Regions from separate parts of the Homo sapiens genome. Here region 1 is linked to region 2. Evidence: chromatin loops called from intact Hi-C (ENCODE). Cell type or tissue: PC-9. All regions are shown on one strand.

Region 1 (2,500 bases), 76 kb after region 2:
TTTGCAAGGACACACCACCATTCTTCAAGGTATTTAAATACCTCCAGGTGGGTCAGTCTGGTTATATTTGCCTTCACTTTGATGTTTCCACGAGCTGGGGCTTTTTTGTTTTTGTTGCTCTCCTGGAGTCCTGAATGGCCCTTACGAGGCATTCTTTCCAAGCTGACACATCAAAGCAACTCCTCCTGGTATCAAGAACTTTCTCCAACTGCGTGTCCTAGGGGCGAACACATCAGCACCAGAGGGATCTGAAAAACCAGTCTTGTCCACCTTTTGGAGCTACTCTCTCTTTTGAAGAGAGGACCTCCTAGGCCAAACCTAGATAACCAGGATTTCTGAATTCCTGAGCTTGGCCCTGACAATGTACGGACGAAATTACTCATTTCCAGGTGCCAAGAGGGCCGATCACCACAAGCAGACAACACCCGTCTCTACCACAGGCGTTTATTATCTTTTGTCTTTGGGTTATTTCAGATCACTGTGAAAGGAGGGAAGGTAGCAATGAAATCTTTTGGAAATTACACATATAATGCATGAATTAACCTCTCTTAGCTTCAATTTCCTTGCCAGCCAAGGAGGGGGCGGGGATAATAACACCCACCTTGCAGAGTTGGTGTGAAGAGTTACAAGAGATGATAGCAAACATCTGGTACGACACCTGCAGCCTGCATCAGTGCTCCTTAATCAGTAACTATTTTGACCGTGTAAAATGCATACAGTCATCTGAGCATTAAGACTTTGCAAATTCAGAGAGTGGTCCACAGACCAGCACCCTCGGCATCACCAGCCGCTTGTTAGAAAGGCAATTTTCTCAGCCATCCCAACCTGCTGAATCAGAACCTGCATTTTAATGGCATTCCCCAGGTGACCTAGTAACGCACTACAGTTTGAGAACCCTTGATTTAAGGGACAGGAATTTTACCTTTGAATTTGGCGGTGATGGCATTTCTCTTGGCAACAAACAGACAGTTAGTGAGTCCATCAATCAAGTTAAGGCAATATTTACCTAACACAGCGTGCTCCTGGGCCCGAGGCTCACCTTGCTCACCTGCTCTGCTCACCTGCCTCCCGCAGTCACCTGCTCAGTGGCCAAGACTCCGGGGAGATTGCAGGCTCCTTGTTTACCAGGCAAGCACAGATAAGGTTTCTCACAGCCCCACCTGAGCTCCTGTGCCAAGGTAAACTTGCTGTCCAGAATGGCTCCCTGACTGGAAAATGTGTCAGTCTATTTATTTCTCACTCCCACTGGAAAAAAGGTGGGGTGGGGGAGTGACTGGTCATGATGTCATTCTTTCCACGGAACTTCTCAAAGGCATTGCATTTCTCGGTGACTTCCAGGCGCTGCCTGTGTGTCTGCACAGTACGGAGCACAACTGGCCAAGAACGGAGTTTCTCTTCCTTCTCTCACCATGCTGCCCCTCCTCCACCTCCTGCTGGGCCTTTTATTCCCTGTGGGCCTTGCAGGCAGCCCTAAAAAGGAACCTGGAAGCCATGAGGTGTGGGAAAGTTTTCTTGACATTTCTCCCAGAGGTGAACTGCAGAGAAGTGGGAAAAAGGGTGAAGTGATCTTTCTAAAAGCCATACAAAGAATCAACGGCAGTTGCATTCATCAAAATTCTTGCTTACATTTCTCTGGAGAAAAGCTAAGATTTTCTCATTGGGTTTCTGTCCCCAGATTGATGGGAAATGCTAGCAGACAGCACTGGAGGAAATCTGGGCTCACCCAGAAATCTGGGCTTAATCAATGATTTCTGCCATTCATCCTTTTTACCAGGAGGCTCCTACAGCTCCACATTGCTTCCATCCCAAGTCAGAGGCACTTTCTGAAAACACAAAAGTTAATAAATTAAGAGAGGGGCCTTGCGCAGGCCAGTACAGAGAATTTTCGTGAACGAAGAGATAGAAAGCCAGTCCAATTTAAAAGTATTACAATGTTTTTGATAATATTTCAACATGTAGATAAAATCAGAGACTGATACAGTGAATAGGAGTGGACCCATTTTCCAGCTCTATTCTCCAGGGTAGACTTGTAGTAACAAACAACCCCCAAACCTCAGCGGCTGACAGCACTCATCTCCCTCCCATCCTCCCATCCTCCTAGGGTTGCCTGGGGGTGTCATGCTTGCTCAGGGACTGGGGAGGACAGAAGCTTTGTCTCTGGGCTGCCATGTTGGCCAAAGTTTTTGTGCATTGGCTCAAGAGGCCAGAAACACAAGTCAATTCCAGTCACATTTCATTGGCCAAGGCAAATCTCTAGGCTGCTCCTGATTCAAAATGGGTGAGGACATAGAATCCTACTATGGGCCTGGCAGGCAGAGAGCCAGAAATATTTGGTGGGTAGCGCTAATGATGGCCACATCAGCTTTAGCAAATATTAACACATTGCCTTATTTGCTTCATGTCTTTTTACTTCAAAGAAAGTAAATATCAGCGATACAATTGAGTTCCTCTCTGTACACCTCCCTCATCCCATTTTCTTCCCTCATTTCCCAGAGCTAAG
Region 2 (2,500 bases):
AACTAAAGGGACACCAGATTGGTCCCCTGGGGCCGGAGGGGCTATGGGGTGAAGGCTTGGTCATGGGAGTCATCTCTAGTGCTTGCCCTAGAACAGAAGATCACAGAGCAGCTTGGATAAAGCTGACTTGGGGTTACAGCCCTAGAACCAGGACGGACCTCATAGCCAGGAGCGGTGGTTCGAGGCCTGCAGAGGCCCAGGGTCCCTGCTGGGGAATGGAGTGAGGGAGTGAGGCAGGGATCTGGGGATGACAGGACACAGCCAGCATTGAGGAATGCCTTGTGTTGTAGGAGCCGGGGAGTGCGACATTGGAGTGGGACATTACTAGCTGTATGGCCTGTACAAGGGCCCACACCTTCCTCCCCTTGTCCAGGTCTCCTATCTATAGAATGGGGGTGAGAAAACCAATCTCTAAAGTTTCTTGCTTGGTTGGGCATGGTGGCTTACACCTGTAATCCCAGCACTTTGGGAGGCCAAGGGGAGAGGATTGCTTGAGCCCAGGGTTTCGAGACCAGCCTGGGCAACAGAGTGAGACCATGTCTCAATAAAAAATAAAAATAAAAAAAGTTTCTTATGAGAATTAAATGACAATAACACACAAAGTGCCTAATACATAGTGGGTGTTGGGAGGAAAAGGGGTCTAATTTGTTCAATTGTCATCTGCCATGGAGGTAGAAGGAAAAGTGTAGGCCAGAGGTTATCAAACTTGGCTGAAAATCACAATCAACTGGGGGGCTTGTCAACCCAGTTTGCCATTGCCCGCCCCTGGAATTTCTGTCTGTAGCTCTGGGTGGGTCCTGAGATCATTTCTAACAAGTTTCTACTGCTGCCGCTGCTGCTGCTGCTGGCCTGAAGACCACATTCTGAGAACCCCTGATGTAAATACGAAGAGGGTCAGCCCACTTTTGAGTGGCGGAAAATTGTGGTTCTACCACTTTCTAGTTCTGGGGCCTTGAACAATTTACTTAACTTCATTGTGGCTTAGTTTCTTCACTTATAAAATAAAGATAATTGTGCCTTGGGATTATCGTAGGGTGTTATAAAGATGAAATGAGTTAACAAATGTGTAAATGGTTTGGAAGAGTATCCGATAAAATGTAAACACTCAAAAATGTTAGCTCTTAGTATATGGTAGGCCCTTGAAAAATACATTATCTCAATTGTCAAAAGATCAGCAGCAGCAGTTAATATTATCATCTCCATTTTACGGCTGAAGAAGTGTAAGCTCAGAAAGATGAGATCTACTATGCAACTAGGGAACCCAGGCTGCCATCTGAACCCAGATCTTCCAGCTCCATAGTTAGGGCTGTTACAAATCAAGTCTCACTGCTTCCTTCCTCTTTTTTTTCCTTTAAGCTCTGAGAGTGGATGATTCGGCCCTTAAGCCTGAGAGGCTGAGAGTGGGTAGGGCTCAGTGCCTGGAGCAGGGAAGAGTGGAGGAGGAAGCTCAGGAGGAAGTTTGCCTGGGAACCTGGCACAAATGTTACTCAGGATGCACAGTGGGGATATTTTCGTGTGTTCAGAGGGCAGATATGCGGATGACTCAACGTTTTGCCCACGTAGTGCCTCTTGTTGCTTGGCTGCCTTAGCTGATTGAAGTCATCAGTGGATAATGTAGCAGGTGCAAATGAATTGGCTACTGATGGTTTATACAACCCTGGAGGACGCCCCTACTCTCGGCCTAATATGGACAGAAAATACAGTTATTGGACTACAGCATCAAAATACTACAGCCCTGTGGACGATGAATCAGAGCATCTCCCTCACCCACAGAGACCACAGTGTTCCACAAGAAGGGAAGATCTGCAGTAGCAATTCCTGCGGCGGGGGGAGGCTTCGTGTCTCCCCGTCCTAATTGCTGTCAGTTGCCCTGCACTGAGTGCTCACGAACAAGGAAGGAGGCACTGCGTGTGGTCATCCCAACTCCTCACAGCTGCTGAAGAGAAAACTCTCATCCATATATGGTGTTCAATGGGTTTATATGTTGATGACTCCCATCATGTATTTGCAGCCCAAATTCTGACTCTTCTGTCCTCTGTCTAGAAGATATATCTATCTATGTGTCCTTTACACTCCCTGGATTCACCATGGCCAAACCTCCTTTGAGATGAAGTCTCAATCTGTTGCCCAGGCTGTAGTGCAGTGGCGGGATCTCGGCTCATTGCAATCTCTGCTTCCCAGGTTCAAGTGATTCTTGTGCCTCAGCCTTCTGAGTAGCTGGGATTGCAGGCATGCGCCACCATGCTGGGCTAATTTTTTTTTTTTTTTTTTTTTTTTGACGTGGAGTCTCACTCCTGTCACCCAGGCTGGAGTGCAATGGTATGATCTCGGCTCACAGCAACCTCCACCTCCTGGGTTCAAGCGATTCTCCTGCCTTAGCCTCCCAAGTAGCTGGGATTACAGGCGCCTGCCACCATGCCTGGCTAATTTTTGTATTTTTAGTAGAGATGGGGTTTCACCATGTTGGCCAGGATGGGAGAACTAACCTCAGGCAATCTGC

What was found. Peaks named below come from ENCODE experiments on the same cell type or tissue, not always from the same donor. Only the 100,000 strongest peaks of a DNase experiment are listed, where the experiment ranks them.
Region 1: it touches region 2 in a loop (10-fold over the local background); 3 of 110 quality-filtered maps call a loop at or near these places.

Annotation. Positions count from the first base shown.
Region 1 is chr2:30,216,655-30,219,154 of GRCh38, reverse strand. No RefSeq gene overlaps it. Among named protein-coding and RNA genes, the nearest start is that of LBH, 14 kb to the left of the region's middle. RefSeq lists an enhancer at 15-1,214. In PC-9, no CTCF peak of the experiment used is centred here; DNase peaks (open chromatin) are centred at 174 and 1,084; H3K4me3 peaks cover 757 bases; H3K27ac peaks cover 2,218 bases.
Region 2 is chr2:30,292,687-30,295,186 of GRCh38, reverse strand. It overlaps LOC102723594 (a long non-coding RNA gene), which reads left to right. Exons shown (of 3, transcript XR_427017.4): 3 at 1,357-2,152. Among named protein-coding and RNA genes, the nearest start is that of LINC01936, 53 kb to the left of the region's middle. RefSeq lists a silencer at 698-868 and enhancers at 1,362-1,411, 1,582-1,641. In PC-9, no CTCF peak of the experiment used is centred here; a DNase peak (open chromatin) is centred at 1,476; H3K27ac peaks cover 691 bases.